Regions from separate parts of the Mus musculus genome. Here region 2 is linked to region 1. The links are chromatin loops, found by intact Hi-C in ENCODE. Cell type or tissue: left cerebral cortex. All regions are shown on one strand. Links, peaks and the distances in the headings refer to the core of each region. The heading gives the core; the rest is flanking DNA.

Region 1 (5,378 bases), core at 93-5,092:
TGCATTAAATGTGGGCATTTGCCCCCCAAAGATGCCTTCCTCCATCACAGATCATGCTGCTAAGCATGTTAGAAGGAGCTAAAGCTGGGTCTGACTTCCATGGATCCAGGCAAAGGACCTGTGGCTGGAGCATCGACCTGATTCCAGGTGCCAAGCTGATGTGTTCAGTTCTTGGCTTTAGGGCTAATGGAACACTGGCTTCAAGCCGTTGAGGCTATGAGGGGAGTTCTATCTTCTAGACCTCCATCTTGGCAAAGTGCTGTGCTCAGCCAATGAGGAGGGAAGCTGGAGGCTTCTCCCTGGAATATAAGCTTGGGGTGTAGATGCTTGTGAGCCACGAGGCATGGGTACTGGGAACTGAGCTCAAGAAGGGCAGTACTTGCTTTTAACGGCGCTTTGTTGCTAAGAGTTAAAAATTGGGTAAAGAAAAGACTTAGGGCAAGGCCAACTGAAAAATTTGTCAATGGTCTGGAATAAAGATAGCTTCATGGCAGAGTGCTTGCTTGGCATGAGTCAGTCCTCAGCACAGAGGAAAAGATGATAACACATTGGGTAAATGCGCCCACCTGCCTCCCAAGCCTGAGGGGCTAAGCTGGATCCACAGAACACGGCTGGGAAGGAGAGAAGCGACTCCTGAAGAGGTCCTCTTCCCTCTACGTGTTCTCCATAACACATGCATGCCCACGTTCACTGCCCCCCACAACCAAAAATAATAATAATAAATAATTTAAAATTTTTATTAAGACATATTAATGAGTTAGGCATAGTGGCATGTGCCTTTCTTTAATCCACTCAGGAGGCAGAGGCCTGAGGATCTCTGGGATTTTGAGGGCAGCTACAGAGCAAGTTCCAGGACAGCCAGAGCTACATAGAGAGACTTTGTATTTAAAAAAGAAAAAAGGGCATATTAATGACTCACCAGATTGCTGTAATGTCATGCCTTGACTAGAGAAAAGAGGTAATAATAATAATAATAATAATAATAACAGCTATTATTTTTCCAAGCTCTTTAAACTTATATAAGCTACTTAATCTTCATCAAAATTGGTAAAATTATCCTTATTTTACAAAAGATTAAATTGAGAAGTTCATTGTGTCACAAAATCAAGAGAATGGAAAGGACCTGAAAAATATATACTATATGGCATCCCACTGTCTCTTGGGAATTAAAAAGAAAGAAAGAAAAAGTGAGAGAGAGAGAGAGAGAGAGAGAGAGAGAGAGAGAGAGAGAGAGAGAGAGAGAGAGAGAGCAACAACAGCAACAACAACGAACCAATTGCACGCTATTATAACCTGTGCAATGCCTCCCATGGTGGCTGGCTTTATGATTGATGGAGAGGTGTAAGAAGTTACTTTAAGGTTTTACAGATACTTCACTGGGAACTAAGAATCAGAGTTTAGGGGTCCTGTGCTAACTAATGCTGGGATGGAGCCCAAATAAATTCATCACTTACTCCAGAAAACTCTTAGTCCTGAAAGAGCAGGAGTGGAGTCAGCTGAGAGGTTTGTCAGTAACTGCTACATCTTGTTCATCAAGCATTTCCTAGACCCCCATAGCCTTGAACCCATGAATGCAAATTTTGATGCCTCCTCATTCCAACCAGTCCCCTCCTTCCTAAACTTACCTGAGCCGTGCTGGAAATGATGGGAAGTTTGTGAGCCATGCTAAAGCATGATGGGAACTTTGTTGAGGTCATGCCCTCCCCCAGCTTTGCTTCATCAACAACTTTTCTTTTCTCTTAATTTTTGGCGAGTTAACTGTTGGCACTGTATATATTTAACTGTGGTTCTGGTGAAGTTATTGCATTGTCAGTAAGATAGCCAAATCTTGGGGGAGATACTGTAGGTATAAAGTGTATGTGTAGGAATTCTTACTGTGGCAGAGAGGTGTACCCCAAAAACAACCTACAAATATACAAAGGGGCAAGGGTCGGGCAAGGGCACTGCTGCCCTATGGCAGAGCCATCGATAACTATAATGCCTGACTCTGGCACCTCGAGTACTCAGCCACCCACACAGCCACACAGGTGCCAGATTCTACCATGAAATGTATCATGAGCCCCTGTCATCTGCTCTTAAGGGCAACGCAGAAAAACTGTACAGGCAGAGGTAACTCTACATCTAAGAAGACAGACCAGAGGCTTTCAGCCTTACTGGATTTAGGTGGACAGACCCTTGGTTCCCACAGAGACCGTGCCATTGGGAAGGGTTAGCTAATCATCATTCAACCTCATGCCCTGCAGGGATCAGGGAAGGAAGAAAAACTGAAATGACAGTGGAGAGTAAAGATAGAAACAGCAGTAGAAAGAACTGGCAAGTTGGGAGTCAGTCTGAGTCATGAGTGCAGAGTCACCAGGTTTGGAACAGCAGATGCTCAGTTCTCCTGGGCACCATGAGGTATCGGAGTCACAGAGCAGCTGGTACATCCCAGACAGCCACAAACCCTGTTCCAGTTCTCCTTGAAGCCATTGGCCTTGGTGATGATGCACTGAGATGATGATGATGATGACGATGACAGTGATGATGGTGATGATGACAATGATATAAAAATATAAAACATGTAATTTCACATTGACGTGAAATTTAACACAATACTATTTATAATTTTTTTTCAGAGGTGCTGGAGGGCAAACCTAGGGACTTGAGCATGCTAGGCAATTGTTCCACCACTGAACTACACTCTCATCTCTGCGTTGATCTTAAGTGAGAAGTTCCAGAATTTTGAAATGCACATGTAGCCATATAAATACCAACCAGGACATGAGAGGTCTTTTTCACAACCCCCAAAAGTTACGCTGTATCCCTTGACAAATTAGCATGCCTGTTCTTATTTTTGTGTACAGTGTCCTTTTAAATCTGGCTGCTTTCTGTGCAACATAAATTACTTTCTTTTTTGTTGTCTGTTTCATTGTAGGGATGGTTACAGTTTGTCTTTCATCCTGCTGATGGCTATTTGAATTATTTCTACTTTAGAGCTGTTAAGAATAAGGCTGTTATTAGACACTGCTCAGAGGAGAAGGGGAAGGGGGTGATGGTCGGGTGAAAGTGGACCCCTCAGCTCCTCCCTGCTGCCATGTGCCATGGGCTGTGCTGTCCAGCTGTAGAGTTACTGGTACTGTACAATAACTCTAACGTGGCTTGTGTGTGGCAACCGTGGAACTGCAGTGGGAACCTCTGAATGCTGGAACGCCAGGGTCTTGGGATGTCTGTCAAGGAAAGCTTCAGGCATGGCCCTGGGTGGTTCGGGTTCCTTCTGGAAAGGTGTTGAGTTGTCAGGCTTGGCTGGCCCATCCTCACTCTGTTGTGTGGTCTGGGCAGCCAATTATCCAGCATCTGAACTTGGACTATCCAGTCCACTGCAACTCAGGCTTTCGAGAGGCCTGACAGTGAGAATATTTGAACGGTGCCAAAGGGCAGCAAAGAATGCGGTGTGTTACGAATGAACGGCTGCCCTGGGATTCGAGGTATTGAGGTCGGCGATACAAAGGACTAAGGAAAGCATGTGTGTGTGTGTGTGTGTGTGTGTGTGTGCGCGCGCGCACGCACATAACTCTGTATGCAGCAAAAGGAGCGAGCTGAGGTTCCCTAAAGCTCAAGAGAGAATGAATGGGGTAGAAAGAACCGTGCAGCAGGAGAACTGCCAGAGGGGCCCCTTGGGCTGAGGAAGTTGTTTAATGTGCAACTGGCAAAGGGCAGAGAGCAGCCTCTGGAAGTACTTACAGGACAGTGCTAGCATTGAACTTGACGCCACCAGCCTCCTGTGGGCTGTGTGCTCTGGGCTCCTAACGACTAACACAGGCACTGGAAGCTGGGGTTTGTCTCACTTGAAAGGCTTTGGTGTTTACCCCGAGGTTCTGGTCCCAAAGCACCAATTTTACAAAGCCACGCAATGAGAGGCAAGGCTGTTTCTTCAAACCCCCATGCTTCTTCACCCAGCCTTAAATAACGCCAACAGTGGGAACCATAAAGGTCTACCCCTTTTAGCCTTCTGTCTTCTTCTGGCATTAATATTCAATAAAAGCAGTGGATAAAAAAAATTCCTAAGTCCTCCCCTCCCCCCAGACATAGAGTGAATAGCAGGGCATTTTATAAGTTATTGATCAAATTCTAGTTCAGGAGAGAAAGCTAAATGTGTGGGACTGCAGAAAGAGACACTTTGCTGCTGTGTGACCTTAGACCGGTCACTGCCCCTTTCTGAAGCCCGGTCTACTGGAATAACAAGGTCTACTGTTTCTGTTCACTCTCAGTCTTAAGTAAGTCAACAAAAACGTCCTTACAGAATCCCACTCAGTACCTAATAGTTCCCACTGTTAGTCTTTCCTTTTGTCTTAGCTTTCCTTCCCGTGGGAAGTGGCTTGCCTCATAGGGCTCAAAGGAGAAACTGTATGAGCGATGGTTTATAAATGTGAAGTCCTGCTGCAGAGGTTGCTGTTGTAAAGCAGGCTATTCTGTTTTCATCACAGTTGTTAGTCACTCCTCTGTGTTCCAGACATTCTGGAGAGTCTATGCACAAAATGAACGGCAAGTTACTTGGGTCCCAAAAGCCCTTTGGAGGAGAGAGTGATACAACGTAGCAGGCTTCTGGCCTTTAAGACATTAAGTTGTGAAGAAAGGAACCCATTTATATTATGTTACTTTTGAGATAGGGCATCACTGTGTCACCATGGCTGGAATTAAAGTCATGACCCTCCTGCCTCAGCCTCCTGAATGCTGGGACTATGGTCATGTACTGCCATGCCTAGCTTCCCAGAGTTTTGACTGGGAGAAAAAGTCCTTGTTAACTGCTCTACTGCGCAAGGGAATCTGAAGAACTATCTCCAATATTCAGCTTGAAAACAGATTGGGACGAACACACACACACACACACACACACACACACACACGAGTTAAATACTCTTGTCAAAGCTATGAAAACCTGCTGGGTGGTGATGGTGTATGCCTTTGATCCAAGCACTTGGGAGGCATAGGCAGGGGTAATCTCTGAGTTTAAGGCCAGCCAGGTCTACAGATCAAGTTCAGAGACAGCCAGGGTTATAAAAGAAAAACAAAACAAAACAAAACAAAACAAACAAACCTAAAACTCAGGGACTCAGCGATTCTTAGCACTTGAGCATCATCTCTTACATTGTTTGCCCTGGAAATGCTCTCTGAATCTGTAACCATAGCAGGATATTGCAATGGAAGGCTCAGCTCCGTGTTGAGCTGCGATAGGCATAATATTTCAAAGTTAGGCCGTGGACACCATCTATGGAACAAAAATGGACTTCCAGATTTTGCCCTCTTTTCCATGGAAAGACATATTTATCCTCTCTGTATGTACATAGGACATACATGTACATTGCCAAGGATATAGGGATGCGGGGCCATGACCTCAGGCC
Region 2 (5,378 bases), core at 200-5,199, 56 kb before region 1:
TAAAATACGCACCCTAAACTACTCTACTCTTGCTTGTTTCACGGCATTCTACAAACGAGTTAGATCACCCAGTACCAATACACACCAGCTTCTCTGTGAGGTTGCTACCGCCGGACAGCTCGCTTGTTTTCAGTCCAAGGCCATCACAAGCGCGCTGTTATGAACATTCTCGCATATGACTCTTACATAAGGTGTATGCACACACATTTTAGGGTACTGACTATAGATGTTGGGTAACCAAATCTTTTAGTTGCCTATAGAATGTTTTCCAAGTGGATTCCACATATATATTGCTATGAGAAGTTGAGGAGAATTACTTTGCTTTCTATCTAAGACATTTTGGGCAGGTGCAGTACTCTGAATGTATAGTCCCAGCTACTGGGGAGGCTAAGGCAGGAGGATTCCTTGAGTTGGGACACTTGACACCAGCCTGAGAAAATTGTGTGATTTCTTCTTTTGAAAAATAAATGAATAAGCTGGGCAGTAGTGGCACACACCTTTAAACCAGCACTCAGGAGGCAGAAGCAGGCAGATCTCTGAATTCATGGCCAGCCTTGGTCTACATAGTGAGTTCGGGACAGCCAGGGATACACAGAGACCTCTGTCTCAGAAAAAGGAAAAGGAAATAAATAAAAGTTAGGAGTCTTCATTCTAAGATTAAGATGCTTTTTATAAAGAGGCACTTTAAAACAAAGGGGAAATCTGGGCATGGTGGCCCACATCTGCAACCTCAGCTTTAGAGACAGAAGAAGCAGGATTTGCCTTAAGTTTGAAGCCACTCTGAGTAACATAGCAACACTGTGTCTTAAATGAAACAAAATAAGATGGAAGAGAGGGAGGGAGGGACAAATTGTTCCTTTTGCATGCTGTCATATGGCAAGATAAATATCTGGTTTTCCGTTTAGAAACTTCTGATTTTCCCTTGAAATCTTTCCGACCACAACATCTCAAATGGTGAAAAATCACCATCCCAGAGAATGTGCTGTGGATTATGCCTTCTCTTCTGTTTTGATGTGAAAATATATGTAGTATATAGAGGAACTAGCCTCTAATCCAAGAATATCTTCTAGCGACTCTCTCTCTTCCTCCTTCCCTCCCTCCTTCCTCCCCCCCCCCTTCTCCCCTTTTCTCTTCCTTCACTAGGTTCTGTTAGCCCAGGTTTTCTTTGTAGTCAAGGCTGGATCCTTGATCCCTGCCCCCCAGCCCTTTTCTACCCCCCAGTATTAGTCTTATAAGAATGTGCTATAACATTTGGCTATGAACCCTCTTCTGGTATTTATGTATTTGTGTAGTGTTTTCTTCCATTGGATAAGAGTGGTATTTTGGCCAGAGTGGTGTCCCTGTGTGAATTCCTAGACTAGATCACAAAAGATACTGCAGCATCAGGACTGCTCTTAGGTCCAGGTGCTCTGAGGAAAGTCAGCTATCATGCTGTGAGGATAGTATTGCAGCCTAATGAACAGCTAACGAGGAAAAGAAATTGGTAAGCAGGCCACACTGGATGCAGAACCTTTGTCTCAGTCAAATATTCCAATGACTTCAATTCCCCAGTCTTTGAGATTTCCAGCTAAGAACCCCAGGAATCCTAGCGACAAGCTACCCCTTCCAGCCCAGTGAATTCTTGACTCATAGGAACTATAATGCGCTGGTATATTGTTTTAAGCCAGTACACTTGGGGCTGACTTATTATGCAAGGGTGGACAGTTGACTCACCACGATGCTCACCTAGAAGGCATTCAGACCTAAGTATCTGAATTGTTGAACATGGGGAAACTCTTGTTGATGCATTCTGGCTTCATGTTTTCTGAACTGGAGCAGGCCTCCAGATGTAAGTACAGACTCGAAAGAAACAGACATGTTAGATGAACTCAGTTAAGCAGATACCATAGAAATGCAAAACAAAAGCCAGACTAGAGGAGGCGACAGCCCAAATGACCCAATTTCTTTAATTGGTTAACTGAAAGGGAAAAACTAAGGGGGGCGGTGGGGGAACCCATTAAAAGACCACTAAACCTATTATACCTAATAGGTTTGCCTTTTCCCTCCCATGTGGGACAGTCTTCCCCCACCCCACCCCCTGCCCCCTCTGCTGACCTCTGCCTCTGCCTTGAGGTTCGCTTAGAGCATGAACACGTGAGCAGGTATGAAGGTAGGCACTTTGGAGCAGCAGCAGCTTCCCAAGTCATTGTGTGGTTCACCCATTCCTCCTTTCCATCTGCCAGGAAGTGGGTTGTCCCAAATCGGGACTGTTTTTTTAGCTGATGGCCAAGAGTGAGGAGGATGTGGAGGTGACTCACCGTGGAAGTTCACGTGAGCAGGACGTCAACCCAGGCTGTTGGAGGCCTGATTTCAGAGTTTTCTGCCACCACAGCATAACATGATGTACTCTGAGTTATACAAGGGATGTTGCCAATTTAACATATGATCCTTACTAGACTCCCAGCTGAGGAGGCAACTGGAGGAACTGGATACTAGATCACGGCCTAGTTTGCTTCCCAGTTACTGTGAGAAAGCACTAAGGAAAAGTTCTTTGTGGGAGGTAGGGTTTATTTTAGCGTAGTGACAGTCCATTCTCTAGGAAAGCCAGGGCAGAAGCTTGAGGCAGAAACTGAAGCAGAGACCATGGGGGGGGGGGGGGGGATGCTACATAATAGCTTGCTTCCCTTGGATTACTCAGTTGCCTTTCTTTTATAGCCCAGCCCCACCTGCCTAGGGACGGAGCCACCCACAGTGGGCTAGGCCCTCCTCCATCATGTAACAATTAAGAAAACAATCTGGGAGCTGGAGAGATGGCTCCGCAGTTAAGAGAACTGACTGCTCTTTCAGAGGACCTGGGTTCAATTCCCAGCACCCACATGGTGTGTCACATGGTGTCTGAAACTCCAGTTCCTGGGGATCCGACACCCTTACACAGACACACATGCAGTCAAATTACCAATACACATCATAAAATAAAAATAAATTATTAGAAAATAAAATTATGAAAAGAAAATAACCCATAGACATGCCCACGGCCAACCTGACGAAGGCAATTCCTAGTTGAGGTTCCTATTTCTCAGGTGTGTCAAGTTGACAACGAAAGCTAACTCTTAACAGATGGTGGTAGAGGAATAGCTATTTATTTTTAGGTGTGTTTTGTAAATTTAGTTCGACATTTTTTTATATGCGTGGTACTAAGAATAAAACTCAGGGTCTTGGTGCGTGCTAGGCAAGCACCCTCCCACTATCTCATATTCCTAGCTTTTAAAAATATGTTGATAACGTTGCAGGGACAACAGCGTTGCTATAGTCTGGATACATGCTGCAGGGGAGAAGGAGGGCGACTGTGAAGTGCTCCCTGTGGAGCTGGGCTGTGAGTGGGTATGAGCTGGTTCAGCAAGGCCTTCGGTTTTAGTTGGGATCCCAGCGCTTTCATAGTAGGAAGTTAAAAAGCCGGGCTGTGTGCGCATGCGCCTTTAATCTCTGCACTTGGGAGGCAGAAGCAGGTGGATCTCTGAGTTCAAGGCCAGCCTGATTTACAGAATGAGTTCCAAGATAGCCAGGGCTACACAGAGAAACCCTGTTTTGAAAAACAAAACCAACGAACCAACCAACCAACCAACCAACCAACCAAACAAACAAGTTGGTTGATTTGAACTTAGAGTTGCTCCTTGACTCTCAAAGGGAGCAGAGAGAAGACAGAAGCTCGGGGCATTTGTGAGTGTAGGGGAAGCAAAGAGGCATCAGGTTCAAGGCTTAGGGCTGAGACGATAAAACTGATGCCCTCCTATGAGAAGGCTGTTTCCACAGGAGCATTAGAGCAGGTCTTGTCAATCAAGGTGGTGGGGCTGGTAGCCGCCCTGTGGATTGGGGCGTGGCTTCAATAGAGCTCTTCGGCTATAGGAGAAAAACACTGTTTCTTATCCATGCTTATTGGTTAAAACATCTACTGTGCTCTCTGAGGTTAGGTCATTGCACTAATATTTGGAATGGGATCCTTGTTCTAGCCCGGCAGTTCTCAACCTGTGTGGGTCAGGGGTCACATATCAGATATCCCAAATATCAGATATTTACATCATGCTTTATAACAGTAACAAAGTTAGAGTTATGAAGTAGCAATGAAAATAATTTTATGGTTGGGGGTCACCACAACACGAGGAATTGTGTTAAAGGAAAGTTGAGAACCACTGTTTGTGCCCCTCTGGGCCTGGGTATGATTTGCATTGATGCCCGGAATAGCTCATCCACTTGAAATGGCAATAGATTGTTTTCTGCTGCTACAAAGTGCTCTGAGCCATTCCTAATGAAGTTTCTTTTTTTTTTTTTCTTTTTTCTTTTTCTAATGAAGGTTCTAAGAAAGCAGGCAAAATAGCTGGGCTGGAGTCATCTTGCTAGTATCCTATCCAAGATAGTGACAGACAGACAGACACAGACAGCGGGTCAGAGTGCGTAATCCTGATCTGGGTTAACAGGAAGAAGCAGAGCTTCAGTAGATGCCACATCCGGGGATGTGTGCCAGCATGCGTGATGCTGAGAGATGAGGTGGCAGGTACTGAAGGGACGAAGGTTTGCTGGCGTTCTTGGTTGTTGGCTCAGGCAGAAGCCCTTGATCACCTTGTGCAAAGAATCCTGGTAAAGAGACCGCGTCTTCCCCGTTCCCCGCCATCCTCTAAACCTAGGGTTTTCCTCAGGGAAAAAGAGTAGAGGTGGCGTGTGAGAGAGTAAGCCCATGCGCCACACATTGGGATGGAGGTGGGAGAGCACGTTGAATCTTCTAACATCGATATTTTGTATTTATGATGGAAGTTTAAAACTGACTGTTATAGCCCAGATTAGTGGCACACACTTCCCCCTCGCTCCCGAGGAGTAGGGAGGCAGAAGCGGGGGTCTTCCTTTTCAGAGCATCCTGGGCTACATAGCAAGACTCTGCCTCAAAATTAAAATAAACAGCTAATATAAAAGTCAAGAGTACTAACTCGGCAAGGCAGGGATTTCATAGGAAGAGGGGAACAGAAAGTTTTTATGGATATACCCTCCCCCATACTTGCTTTTTCTTAATAATCATATCTTTATTTTTTTTAATGGAACAAAAAAAGTAAGTGCAAAATTCTTTGGCTCACACTTTTTTTTTTTTTTTTAAAAGATTTATTTATTTATTATATGTAAGTACACTGTAGCTGTCTTCAGACACTCCAGAAGAGGGCGCCAGATCTTGTTAGGGATGGTTGTGAGCCACCATGTGGTTGCTGGGAATTGAACTCAGGACCTTCAGAAGAACAGTCGGGTGCTCTTATCTATTGAGCCATCTCACCAGCCCTGGCTCACACTTTTACTGATACATCTTACAGTTCAAACTAGGCATGGGCTCCCTTTAACAAACACCTTTCCCGTTCTTTCTC

The links. Hi-C counts contacts between places; a loop is a spot of excess contacts. Peaks named below come from ENCODE experiments on the same cell type or tissue, not always from the same donor. Only the 100,000 strongest peaks of a DNase experiment are listed, where the experiment ranks them.
Region 2: a loop joins it to region 1, with 10 times the contacts of the local background. A loop is called at or near these places in 4 of 42 quality-filtered maps.

What each region holds. Positions count from the first base shown.
Region 1 is chr2:59,527,996-59,533,373 of GRCm38, reverse strand. No RefSeq gene overlaps it. Among named protein-coding and RNA genes, the nearest start is that of Gm39831, 19 kb to the right of the region's middle. In left cerebral cortex, for the core only: no CTCF peak of the experiment used is centred there; DNase peaks (open chromatin) are centred at 2,042, 2,367 and 4,435; H3K27ac peaks cover 377 bases.
Region 2 is chr2:59,584,536-59,589,913 of GRCm38, reverse strand. No RefSeq gene overlaps it. Among named protein-coding and RNA genes, the nearest start is that of Tanc1, 25 kb to the left of the region's middle. In left cerebral cortex, for the core only: no CTCF peak of the experiment used is centred there; DNase peaks (open chromatin) are centred at 2,337 and 3,259.